2 separate regions of the Mus musculus genome follow, and region 2 is linked to region 1. The links are chromatin contacts, found by Hi-C or POLR2A ChIA-PET in ENCODE. All regions are on one chromosome and are shown on one strand. The core of a region is the stretch at or near the end of the contact, and the rest is flanking DNA. Distances in the headings are between cores, read along the strand shown. Region 1 overlaps Efna5 (ephrin A5). Region 2 holds the start of Efna5 (ephrin A5).

Region 1 (6,630 bases), core at 2,273-4,772:
ACACAGACTCAGCACTTGGGCTGTGATCCCTGAAACCAAGCTGTCTGCGGCTCCGAGAAAGAGCAGCCATCACTCACAGGGTTCTGGTGACATGACATTCTGCTTTCCTAAGAGCAATGTGGTTACTAACCTGAAACTATCAATAGCCAGGTACAGAAAAGGAAATCCAGGTACAGATGATCCGTTTGTCATTTTTAGGGTACTCTAAAAAATGGTGGTGGAGGGTGGGGGTGGCACGTGACTTGGGGTAAAAGTACGTCTCCAGCATATAGGGTGTGTATGTGTGTGTGTGTGTGTGTGTGTGTGAGTCTGTGTGTGTGAGTGTGTGTGTGTATGTGTGGAGTATGTGTGTGTGAGTGTGTGAAATATGTGTGTGAGTGCATGTGTGTGCATGAGTGTGTCTGTGAATGTATGTGTGAATGTGTGTGCATGAGTGTGTATAGAGTATGTGTGTGTATGTGTGAAGTATGTGTGTGAGTGCGTGTGAGTGCATGTGTATGTGTGTGTGGAGTATGTGTACGTGTGTGTGGAGTATGTGCATAAGTGTGTGAGTGCATGTGTGGGAGTGTGTGCATGAGTGTATGTATGTGAGTGTGTGTGCATAAGTGTGTGTGAGAGGGTGAATGCGTTTTAATTGGGAAGCCATGGGGGGTGGGGGGCAAGGTAAAGATTATGAGGAAAAAGTAAAACACTAAAGAGAGCCAGGGAGAGCGGTTTAACACAGCACTGTATTAACACCTAAGTGATAAAATTGTAAAAGAACAAACCCATAAGGACAGAAGGAAGCCACAGAGGCCACCAGCTCCAGTCTCAGGTATGCCTGAGACATGCAGTGACTTCTCTCAGGGCTCCTTGGAGCTGTCAGGTCAGCAGATACAGAAGCCCCTCTCAGCACAGCTAGACATGGACCAGGAGATGATGGGGAGAATTGTTCGATGTAAAAGAGTCAAGCAGCAACATGAATAAGCCTGAATTTATTAGAGGTCCGAGTCTGTGTGAGGCTGAAATCAGCTACTTCCGAAGTAGGTAAAATTCAACCATACAGGCTTGGAGCCTAGTGAAGAAATGGTATACTTACACAGCAAGTTCAAGAACCTGGGCTCAACCTGCAGCACCACAAATAACAAGCAAGCAAACGCACACGCAAGTAAACAAATTGAGTGTATCTTAGATGTAAAGCCCTTCACTTTTATAAAATTAGTATAAGCCCTCTGTGTTCTTATAAATCCACCTGTTTCTAGACATGTCAAGACAAAAGAGGATGTCATAAAAATTGCTAGTTCTCCCACAATTCCCTGCAGCCTACTGACCTAGTCCTTTCTCTAAGCTTAAGCATGAGCACATGTGCGTGTGCACACACACACACACACACACACACACACACACACGCACACACACACACTCATAAAGCATGCCACTGTGTTTCGTGCCAGCATGAGGGTGGTACATATGTACCTTTAAGTCTCTGCTCATCCACTTAATGCCAGTCTGGGCCCAAGTGCACATATAAGTCAGAGCTCCGACTGCTCACAGCCAAAGCCAACTCCATTGAAGTTAACAGAAATGACATTTCCTTTAAGAACTTCTCATAAAAACCTCCTGGCAAATTAGACAGCAGCTGTCGTGAACACAAGACGACAGCCACAAGAGCCAGGGGTCCTGTCCTTGAGGGCAGAAGTGGGGCCAGGGCCAAGAGTTTTGTGCTTCTTCTCTAAGCACAGACATTAGTGCGGTTAGGACGGACTGCAGACCTACACAGACCTACACAGACCTGCAACAGACTGCAGGCAACCTGGCTGCGGAGCTTCCTACACTTGAGATGAACCCCTTCCCTCCCCTTCTCTTCTCTCCCCACCCCCTTACTTCCTCTTCTTGCAGGTGGCTTTTTAGAAGGCTCCTCTTACTATTATTATTTTTTTTTTTTTTTTTTTTTTTTTGGTTTTTCGAGACAGTGTTTCTCTGTGTAGCCCTGGCTGTCCTGGAACTCACTCTGTAGACCAAGGCTGGCCTTGAACTCAGAAATCTGCCTGCCTCTGCCTCTGCCTCTGCCTCTGCCTCTGCCTCTGCCTCTGCCTCTGCCTCTGCCTCTGCCTCTGCCTCTGCCTCTGCCTCTGCCTCTGCCTCCCAAGTGTTGGGATTAAAGGCATGTGGAGGTTCCTCTAAAAACACAGGGGCCACCACAGAAATGGCAGCTACAGTCTGAAACCCACACTGTGAAACAATTACACACTACTGTTTTTCAAATAAAAGACGTGATGGTAAACTTATTCATATAAAAGACTGTAGATATTTTCTTTTTAAAAAAATATAATATTCCACGAAACAGTCTTTGAGTAAAGGGCACTGAACTATTAAATTCTACCCCAACCAAATATATTCCAACTTTTATTTCAAGTTCAAAAGAGGAGAAGGATAGGCTAGAACTATCTGGATTCTTTCTATAACTTCTAAATTTTGACACAGTGTGTGTAAGGCATATTTCAAAGATGTTGTATCTGTTTAACACAAGTTCAGAGCAGAGGCCCAGCTCCTGGTAGGGGAGAGAAACTCTTCCTGTATTTTTGAGAAGACCCAAAACTGAAGGACCTCTAATTTCTAGTAATTATCCTGGTACCTTACAGCCCATGATTACAGATATAACCATGCCCTGAGCTGCCCTCCAGTTTGTTCTAAACTCAGTGCTTGTAATTAGTCTTGATTAATACTCCACATTTCATATCAACAGAAACAGTGAATCCAAAAGACCCTGTGTTTTCCTGCCTCATGGAGTCCCGCTGCTGTACATGTTCTGTGCCTTCATCAAGGGAACCTGCTGAGCAAATGGGATCGGACAAAGCCTTGGCACCCACCTGGCCTAACTATTCCCGGGGAAGCAGCAAGGCCTTTCCTGTAACCATCTTAATCCCTTATATCAACTAATTAATACACAGAGAAAGCTTTTACTTGTGTGTGAGCAATTATACCAAGTTCCTGGTCAGTGTCCAAATGGATTCACAATATAACTCATGAACAATGAGGCTTAGGGAAAGACATCATCTAAAGATGACTTCTAAAATGAAGAAGAGCTTGAGAAGCAGGCATTAAATGACTCTGTTAGTAGCAGGGTGCCGGGACAGAAAATAAATGCCATTCTTTTTTTTTTTTTTTTTTAGTAAACTAATTCTGAGGCCTTATTTTGCACATGTGTGACTACCTTAACCAGGCCATTTACATGAGCAAACTAGAACCAACAGATAAAGGAGTTGTGACTCTCTCTTTAGATAGCTGAAATGGTTAAAGACTTGCAAGGGGCTGAAAAGCAAGAAAACGTCATGTCCTCAAATAACTGCCAACTACTAAACATCTGAACAAACTCACTGCGCACAGACTCCTGAAAGCTACCCGAGACTCAATGAGTTCACCTTGCTGCCTCGGCGCTAAGTACCTGCTCTCAAGGTCCTTGTGTTCTTTCCCTTTTAGAATGTGTAACAGGAAGCAGTGATTTGCGAATCACGGCTGCCTGAGGACTAGCTGAAAACTGGAGCCAGCCTCAGAGGATGGGGAGCAGAGGAGGGCTCAGAGCCTGAAGCAGAGTACAGCATCCCCTGCTGCAGGTTCTGCCCTCCACCTCACCTCAGCCAGAGTGGCAGTCGTTCTAGTGTCAGGGCAGCTCGTCCTCCAGCAGAGCAGAGGGCACAGGATCCTAGTGGCTCGGGCAGTCGAGAAAAGGCTCTCCCGATAAAGCATTAGATTGTGGTAACAGGCCCTGGTGTGCACTGGGAACTCTTCCTGTGCAGACGTCTGGCTGTCTGGCTGGGTGGGAGGACTTTATCCAATAAAGGTCCAGCACCAAGTTCATGGAAGCCAAGCTTTTAAGAAACAAAATGCTTCCTCTAGTCACCACCCTGATAGACTGTCATCTACCACACATTCACACTCATGTATTTGTGTGTGTGCGTGCTGTTTAGACTGTCAGAATTACTGTACTGAGTCACCCTTAGGAATCAGACACTGTCCTCCCAGCTAGAAGAATCGCCCACCCCTGGAATTTTCAGGATCTTTTCCCACCTTTCCCAGTGTATACCCACTGGCAGGAACCAAAGAGCTATCACCCTGACAAGAGAAAACAAGCTGTGGGCCACTCTAAGGAAACAGGTTTTTCCTTCCCTCGTAGAGACATTCTTTCTTGGTGAGCTCATGTAAAACAGCAAAATGCTCAGTGAACATACTTGGTCCCATTCCCTGCAGGTGACTGTGCCCTTCAGCTTGACCTGTGATATAGAAAGAGAGAAAAAAAACCACTCTCCAGTTTCTAAGTAAAAGGTGACCATTTGGCAGCTAAGGTGATGGAAGCTGGAAACAGTGATGTGGAAGAACTTGTCAGACAGGTGTGGCCCGGGAGCTGGGAACACAAAGCAAAATGTTTCTGGGGGCCAATCTTGAGCCAAATTAATTTAAAAGGACAGGATAGCGACTGTGTGATGTTTGTGCTATGTTGGTATTGGGGGAAGAAAAAAAAAAAAAAAACTGTTCTTATCTGGCAAGGGCGCCCCCTGCTGGCCGCCACTCTGAACTCCGCCTCTTGGTCTCTCTCCAGAGAAGGCAGAATTGCTTGCACAGCACAGAGAATCCGGCAGGGTTAGATGGGCGAGTCCCTCGCAAAGCACACAAAAAGAGCAAAAGGTGCGGGTCACCGCCCCAACCACAATCTACCTCCGTCACGGTTCTCTGCAGTCAGATAAATTACAAGGCGGCTGGAAAGAATGACTACGCTGATTACTGCTTTGCAGGTGAGACGTTGGAAAGCCAGGGAGGAAAGAGGCCATTTTATGGGGCCCAGCCGCAGAAAGGATTCCTAAATTACACTCACATGTTTATAGCGCTTGACTATGGGACTAAATCTCCACTATCCTTCTAATGGCTCCGGTTTATTGTGACATTCTTAATAGTAATTACTTAAGGTCCCAAGCACATGACACAGCAGCCTAGGATTAAAACCCATTCGAACAGTAGACAGAACACCTTGCCAGCGAGTGACCTAAAATCAGCCTTGTGTTCCCACGCCATCCCCCACTTACCCCCTATTTCTTTGCGAGCTACTAGGTGCACAGACATTTTTTCATGAGCTGCTCTTCCAGTGTCTCCGCTTTCCCCTCTCACCTATTTTGTCCTATGTTTGGCCTCTTACAAAACCCTGCTAATGTTTCACAATATTGGCACACTACCCCCCCCCGTCGTCTCCCCCCCCCCAAAAAAAATTCCAGCAAAACACTTTGGGCAGAAAACACTTTGTAATCTGGGGCTCGTGTTTAAACTCGCTGTCGTCCATTGGAACTAGTTACTCAAGGAAAATTGCCACGGCGCTCAGCTGGTTCAGACTACCACAAAGAAAACCTGTTTGTGGAGGCACACGGGTCTCTGCACTCCTGACAGAAACGTCATACTTGAGCGTCTTTAGCTCGGAGTTATATGCCCTTAGTCTCCGAGAGTTCACCAGCTCAGGCTGAACTTGGCTTCCCCCTGGGACCTCAATCTCATGTCTGTTCCCAGCTCTCGACTTCAAACACGGGGGACAGGGATGCAAGGCATCTAGGCGTGAGCAGAGAAATATAATAGACAAAACAAACATGCTTCATCCCCTTTGGGTCACTGGGTCTGGTTTTCATTTTCTAGTTTACATACGAAACCAAGGGGTAAGAAGAAACGCCCATGGAATACAGGACCGGGGGTGGGGGGGGTGGGGGGGGGATCCCTTATTTCTGAATTTTAAAGACACTGCCATACATCGAAACGGGTTGTTTGCTCTTTATTGGATCCAGTTTGCTGAAATTTTTAGTTTTCAGTTCTTTGTGTTTCTTCTGCAAGTGGAAGACTACCCAAATGAAACAGTTTATAGTTATCCTTGTATGTGCTAGTTCGAAGAACGCTTGCTGACCGTCAGGTGTGTTTTTGTCCCCATGTCCGATGTGGGACAATATTTAATTCAAGAGTGTATTTTATTCACCTCTTGCCTTAGCTGGTCCTGTAGGCAGGCATCCCCAGGAATAGCTTGATGAGGGAAATGTTTACCTACCAAAAGCTGTGAGAATGACAATGTGGGCTGATTTTTATTTATAAGAGGGGGGAACTGAGCAATTTTACAATGAACCCGATCAATCTGTACCCGTTTGGGGAATAATTCTTCTCTGAATAGAGTTATCAAGACACCTGTAGTTTACCTGACCCTGTGTCTACAGGAAGCCAGAGGTTCTCATAATTATGTTCAAATGCAAAGAACTTTTACTGGTTACCACTTAGACAGTAGATGACCCCCATAAGACTTGGGATGACTTCAGTTGCTCCACGTGTCCAAAGGCTCCAAACTGCACATCCATGTTCACACATGCATTCTCTAGGAAAGCCAGAATCAGCCTCTCTTTATTTCAAATGTGGGGTAAGTACAGTGGCTATCAGCTGGACAAGCCGTGGAGAAGGTTATTCACCTCTGCAAACATCACAACAGTAAGCCATGTGCTAGCACAAGGGAAGTCCGCCATCTCTCAGGAAGCCAACCTTGTTCTGGTTTTTTTTTTTTTAAGCTACACTGTGTTACAATACTCTCATATTGTAACAATACTTAGAAACTATGTCAGCAAGAGGAGAGAGAGAGAG
Region 2 (6,588 bases), core at 1,631-4,130, 98 kb after region 1:
TTACTTATTTTGCATTTGCCCCTTTTGGTTACATTAAAACTGACTTTTCCTGATGTATAAAAAAGAATAATACATTTCGGGGCTGAAGACATGGCTCAGCAGCTAAAAAGGCTTGCCAAAAAAATTACATTTCAGTTAATGAATCTGCATTAAAACTACTTATCACTACCTACTTTTTAAAGTAAGTTTTAATGCAACAGCATACCACGATAAAAGGCCTACATAAATCGGTAAGAATATTAAATATTGTATCTTAGAAAGGTCCCCGATTCTTTCTTTGGGATGCCATCAAACTGCTCATGGCCAAATAGTAAGTTATTTTCACAGACTTCAAATTAACATGCTGCTTTAAGACTATTCTTGGTCTTTTTTTAAAGTCTACAGATTATAACTGAGCAGGTTCAAAGCTACAATGGCATCCTGAGAGAAAGAGTTTTCTTTAGGAAGGGCAGATCTATTAAAAAACATGACCTATGACAAAAATCAATTTGCTAATCTCAAACCAAACAACGGTAGCAAAAGCATAAAACTGAAATAAAATGTCCGGGAACTTCCTGAGCCTAGCTTGACAGGTGAAGAGGGGTCTAGCTGATACTTCCTTCTGCTTAAATCTAAGACAAACTGAGACAGCCACCGTTCTAATGAATGAATACCAGGACAGAAAGATTCCACTTAATTATTTTTGAGTGACCAACAAGAGCAAAATGTCCCAAATTCAAATAACTGGCTCTACCTTATTGGATAAATCATTTAAGTTTAAAAATACAAACTGATGTTCCATGCATGCTGCCCCAGTAAAGTCCAAAGGTGCCTACCCCAAGCAACGTAATTAGACTTGCTTTTAACACCATTGCAAATGGAAAGCTTGTTCTATTTGTCTTGTCAGCTTTAATAAAAGGCATATTCTCTGGCAGAGCGTCATCTCTTTCTCTTTTCCTAATAGTGGCTAGTGGCGTGTCAAAGAGGAAATAGCTTCCCATTCTAATTCCCACCCCCACGACACCCTTTTTATTAAAAAACGCAAACTTTCAAGGATGAGCTAGGCAAGCACTTTAGGCTACCTGGGTGTGACTGGGCCGGCCGGAGTAACAGGGTGGGGCGATTTCTCCCTAGGATGGGCAATCATGAGCGTTCCTGGAGAAATCAGCTCTTCATCCCAGCTGACCCTTGACAACCGGGAAAACCTCTGAATTCATAACAGAGGGAAAGCTGGAGGCGCTAGAAAGGGCTGGTGGGAAACTGAATTGTAGGCGTCCGCCGGCCCCCTCGCCTAGAGCTTTAGATGCGCCACAACCACAGGCTCAGTCCTCGGTCTCCCGCCTCTTTCCTCACAACTTCCACTTCAGCCCAGAGAAAAACCTGTGATCCTAGGTACAAGCGACACTGCCTCCCTCCCAGAACAACACACCAATACTACCAGCCCACAGCTGAAAGCAGAGCGATGTGGGCCCAGCGGGACCGACTGCTGGGTCCAGATCCGGGAGAAAGTAAGGTTTGGGAGCAGCCCGGACCAGAAAGGGTCTGCCTGGTGCTGTGGACGACCCTCCTCCCCTCTCCGGGGTCCAGGATCGCAGGGTGGCTGCGGCAAGCTAGGGCCCAGAGCGTGCGCTAAGGAAGTCCCCGGCGCCCGCTTCCAGCCTCCCGCCAAGCCCGCAGGCTTTGGGGTCGCCTAGACGCTGTCGCAGGTAACCACGCGCGTCCCTCCAGCTGCACAGCGCCAGGCCCCGGGGCGAAGGCTCCCACCTTCCGGCTTGCCAACTCCAGCGGCTCGCTCTGCACTCGTGACGTAACCCGGCATTCGATCAAACTTTCTGGCACCTTAAGCCCACTGGGGGGGAAAGGAGGGTGCCCGAGCTGGGAGAATCCTTTCCAGGGCCAAGCGCGATGGGCCTAGACCGACTTGGCGGTGTGTGTGTGGGGGGGGGGGGGGTCACCTAACAGTTATCTCGCAGTTAAAAAGAACATTAAACCCTAAAGCTTCCGCTTTCCACTCACCCATCCCTCCAACCCCCCTTTGCTTCCCTCTAACCGGTACGCGCTCTCTCTATGCGCGCAAGGAGGTAAAAGAAGGCATTATGTTTAAGTAAAAATTTTAAAATTAAAAAAAAAAGAAAACTTTGATGCTATCTATCAGGATCCCGGCCTCAGCCCCGCGCCCCCCAGGCTCCAGGGAGGACCTCTTGGCAGTACGCACCCGAGGCTACCAGCACCCAAGCTCTAAGCCGGGATCCGGAGGTGCGGGCCAATCTCCCCGACTGGGAAGCGATGGCCCGGGTCCGGGGCTCCCGCCCATTCCCGTGTCTTCCCCGCACCCGGTCGGAGGCAGCGGCTCCGCGCAGCCCTGGGGATTGCTAGCAGCCGCCGGCCCTGCCGCCCTGGCTTAACAAAGAGCGGCGCGGAGCGAGCGCTTCCCGCCGGCGCCGGGCGGCCAGCGGCGTCTGGCGACGCAGGCTCCGAGGGCGCGCGCTGCCTGCGGCTGGTGCGCGCCGCTCCCGGCCGCCGTGTCCCCTGCTCCCGGCCCAGGCCCGCGGAGCCCGAGCTTTTGGCGCCCCCGCCCCGGCCACCTTACCTGGGGTTGCTGCTGTTCCAGTAGACGGCGTAGCGGTCGGCGACGACTTTGGAGCCCGGGTCCTGGCTGAACACACACATCCAGAGCACCAGAAAGAGCAGCGTCAACATCTCCACGTGCAACATCACGCCTAGCCAGCGGCGGAGCCCCCGACGCGCCACTCCGGGGAGAGATCGGGGATCCAGGGGGAGGGAGGGAGAGGGGCAGACGAAGAGAGCGGACGCCAAATAAATAGGAATAAATACGATGAAGGGGCGAGAGGCGCGCGGCGAGCGCGGGAGGAAGAGGAAGAGGAGAGAGAGAAGAAGGAGGCAGTGGCTGGGGCGGGGGGACAAACTCGCACCCCCACTGAAGGGCTCGGGAGGGGAGAAGAATCACAAGACGGAGAGACGCGTGCGTGTGTGCGGTGGCGGCGGCGAGGGCGGGGGTAGGGGTGCGGAGCTGTGTCTCGGGCGGCGGCTGCAAGCCGGTCACCCCGGGAGAGGGAGGTGCGTGCGGGGCCGGGCGGCGGCAGCGCGGGTCGGGGCAGGCGGCGGCGCGCGCTGCACAGTCACGGGGAGTTGAGCGCCGCGGCTGCGGGGAGACATACACCGGCCCGCCGGGCCCGGCTCAGTGTCGGCGCCGCGGTCTGCACGGGCTTCCTCCGCCGCGCTGGGCCCTCACCGTGCGCCCCGCTTTGTTCCAAGTTACTTTGGCGGCCGGAGAGAAACTGCAGGAGGAGGGCGCTGTGTGGAGGGGGGCGGGGGGGGGGGCGTCCTCACACTGGTGTCCCCAGGAGGCTGGAAGCAGTCCGGAGCCTCCCTTCTGTGCCTTGGCCAGGCGACCCCCCGCAAGGCTCGCAGGAGTCCTGTGGACTGCGGTACCCGGAGGTGCGCAGAGAAGAGTGGCGATCTGGATCCGCAAGCCCGGCTCTGCCGGAGTCCTGGAACTGCCCAAAGCCGCAGCCGAGCGCTCAGGCGAGGAGAGGAGGAGCGGGTCTTGCTTCGGAAAAGGCTCCAAGAAAAGTTTGGCTCTTCACGTCTTCCAGCAGGTCCCCAAAGGAGTCCGACCGCAGAGGCAGAGCGAGATGGCACCCCCGGGCGCTGGCTGAGTCGGGGATTTCTCCTGCTAGCTTGTCTTGGCCGGGTGTGGGTGCCGCGGAGTGAATGAAGAGCAGAGGTTGTGAACCAGCCAGCCAGGCGGGGCCGGGATGCCCAAACCTGCAGGGCGACGCCAAGCCAACTGCCGGGCTGAGAAGCGAGAGGGGAAACAATCACTTTCGGATGGAGCCCTCCAAGTCCGGGATGGGCTGATGACAGTCTCCGTTCGCCTTCCGGGAGAGAGGCTGAACCCCCGCACGGCGTGCCCAGAGCCCCGGGGGGGAGCTCTCAGAAGTGTCCCTGGGACTCGGACCTCTCCGGCCCCAACCCCAGCAACTTGTAGAGATTCATCAATCAGTTTGAAACCGGGAGGGAAAAAGGGAGAGGGAGCACACGCGAGCTGCTGGCACCTCCCCGATGACTACATCAGAAAACCTTCCCGATCCGGAGCTGCCTCCTCCTTCCCTCCTTAGGCACAGCAGTAACGAGAGGTGAAAGCCACCGACCGAATCCTAAAACCTCTGCCCAGGCGGGAAAATAAACTTGAGTGCAGCGGCGCGAGCAGCCTGGAGAGGTTGGGAAGACTGGCGAGAAGTAGAAAGGAGGGGAAAAGTCAGTTTTGCAAAAGAGGAGGGAAAAAAAAAAAAAAAGAAAAGGAGAGAAAAAATGCTTTATGGGAAAAAAAATCTCCTCGGGCACGCCCCCTCGTTAATGACCTGCGTGTAAAGCCGACTGCCGCGGCGGCCCAGGCGGCAGCAGCCTCGGCACCACGCGAGCCCGCGCGCGTGGACGTGGACGTGGGCCAGCGGGAGGGGGGCTCCGCCCGGGCGTGTTGCGCGGGGCGCTGGGTTGGCAGGCGGCGCGAGCGTGGGGGGTGAGCTCCGGACCGAGCAGGGGGAGGCGCCGCCGGCGCTGCTGCCTCCGCGGCCCAGGTCATGTGGGCTGCTCCCCTCCCCACTCCCCCTCCCTCCATGCAGTTTACTTGGAGGGTGGGGGGTGATTGGAGTAACCAGTCAGGGAGAGGCCTGCTGTTTGCTTACAGATCGGTTTTTTTTTTTTTCCCCTCTCTTTTCTCTAACCGGATTGGTTTGCTCCGGGAGAAAGAGGCGTTTTCCTCATCTCCTCCCTCCCCACGCCTCCACCCCCACCCCCGCCCCACCTTCCTGAAACCTGACTAATTGAATTACTGAGAGTGCCGAGGCACCCTCTCCGCGGCCCAGCCCGGCAGCACGAGTAACCCTTTGGTTGCTGAAGTGCGTCTGGACTCAGAGTGATTTGGCATCTTTTTTTTTTTTTTTTTTTTTTTTTTTACTTGGGAGTAGGGTCTTTCGATTGAAAAGAAACTGGCTCCCACTCCAAAAGGGGAGCCGAAAATTGCTTCGGGGACCGCTCAGGTGACGTGAAGTCTGCGCTGACTGGCTAGGGCAGCCCTAAGTAAATCGGAGTTCGTGTAAACCTCCGCTCGGTTCTTCACGCCGCACACGCCGCGCAGGGTCATCTGGAAATCTGAGCATCTCTCTTGTGCCTTTCAACCCTCTCTTTCTACCCGAGATTTAAAGGCTTGGGGGCAGGAAATGGGACTTTTCTTTAAAGTGATTCTCTGAAAGCAGGTTTTGAAAAGTCGGAGAAAAAAAAAATCTCAGTTTAAAGTGATTACAATTCAGGGTGAACCTTCAGCTGGAAGGAGAAAAACGCAGCGCGCGAGCCCGTCAGTACTTTACACCTTTTCCACGCGGATCCTGGGGCTGGTTCGCTACGCACACGCACACCCCACATAAATATCTTGAACTAAACTCGGTTTGAGAAGAAAAGGGAGGGAAATAGTGAGAGGGAGGGAAAACGCCTTTATTGCTGAAAAAAGGCCGTGCATTCCTGGGCTGGTCAGGAGGTTGCAGGGCCCAGATCCTTTGAGGCCAGCTAAGCCGGATCTCCTGGGAGCGAGGAGTCCTGGCGCCTCGGGACGGGTCCCCTGTGGTCCTGCGCCCTGGCATCGAGCCCCATACCCGATGCTGCTGAGACCTGCATCCCAGACTTTTTATTTTGTTCTCTAGTGTATACAGCCTGGTAAGAAGGCCGAACCCAAAAAAGAAAGCCGTTTACCTTTCTTTCCATCCTCTCAACACTGCGTCTTTTCCCTTTTACATATTAGACGAATAAAATTAAATATCAAATTCTCCATCCTGCGTTTTCCAAAGCTCGGCCTGGGGTTTCCAGGCGCTTCGGAGAAATTTGGAAGCGTCCAGACGCCCTCCAGTGGTCGGCCTGCAGTCCGCACCCAGCAGGGGCATTGACGGCAGCCTCAGCCCACGCTGAGCCTGATGGAAAATCTAAGGTCAGGATGAGTGAAGACATGAGAGGAAAGAAGCAGTTCCCACAGGCTGGGCGTTACTGGACGTGATGGAGATTTTCCCTAATTATCCTGAAGGAACGTCCATGTTGAGTGACCAGACGTAAATTACAACCGTTATCGTTAGACTGCATGACTGACCAACTGATAGACTAATTTATAAGAGTTTAAATTGAGACTATTCTATTCGCTTAAGCTCTCCTCTGCTTCTTTCACCAAATTTCCAACGTCAAGAAAGGAGGGATACACCTTAAAGAAACAAGACGATAAGATTTTTACTATTAAAATCAATTTGGGTTTTCATTTAAAATGCTGCTGTCCCTCTGGCTGGTGAACAAGTTCAGGGTATGCTTTTTTTTTTTTTTTTTTTTTTTTTTTCTCTCTGCTGTGGAAGGATAGATTTCTTTCCCAGCCTTTTTGATGGTAACTGTAATAGGCACTCATGTGACAAAGGCACATGAGAATATTTCTGCAGGAAATATTCTGAACCCTTTAAAAGGTTATGTGTATCTTTAGGAAGGAGGGAATTCAAGACTTCTGTCTTGAGGAAAATGCTGAAACTCAGAAAGAGTCTCAAAGAGCTATCAGGTATC

What was found. A loop is a pair of places that touch in the nucleus more often than their neighbours do. ChIA-PET counts read pairs that join two places held with the same protein, here RNA polymerase II (POLR2A).
Region 2: a map of heart shows a loop between it and region 1 (4-fold over the local background). The contact joins the promoter of Efna5 here to the enhancer-like site in region 1. A Hi-C loop is called at or near these places in 6 of 37 maps with a recorded cell type or tissue (heart and v-Abl transformed pro-B cells). POLR2A ChIA-PET finds 5 or more read pairs at or near these places in 2 of 5 experiments (Patski and embryonic stem cell).

The regions. Positions count from the first base shown.
Region 1 is chr17:62,779,574-62,786,203 of GRCm38, forward strand. The region is part of intron 1 of Efna5 (ephrin A5); the gene reads right to left. Gm52303 (a long non-coding RNA gene) reads left to right here. Exons shown (of 2, transcript XR_003952355.1): 1 at 1-4,769. It overlaps Gm46583 (a long non-coding RNA gene), which reads right to left. Exons shown (of 2, transcript XR_001782160.2): 2 at 956-6,630. Among named protein-coding and RNA genes, the nearest start is that of Gm52303, 4.6 kb to the left of the region's middle. Within about 2 kb of position 3,523, at least 1 of the 3 ENCODE cell types and tissues checked has a DNase peak (open chromatin) inside an H3K27ac peak, as active enhancers do; it is heart, where a contact is called at or near this core.
Region 2 is chr17:62,878,437-62,885,024 of GRCm38, forward strand. It overlaps Efna5 (ephrin A5), which reads right to left and starts at 2,881. Exons shown (of 5, transcript NM_207654.2): 1 at 2,570-2,881. The coding sequence starts at 2,694.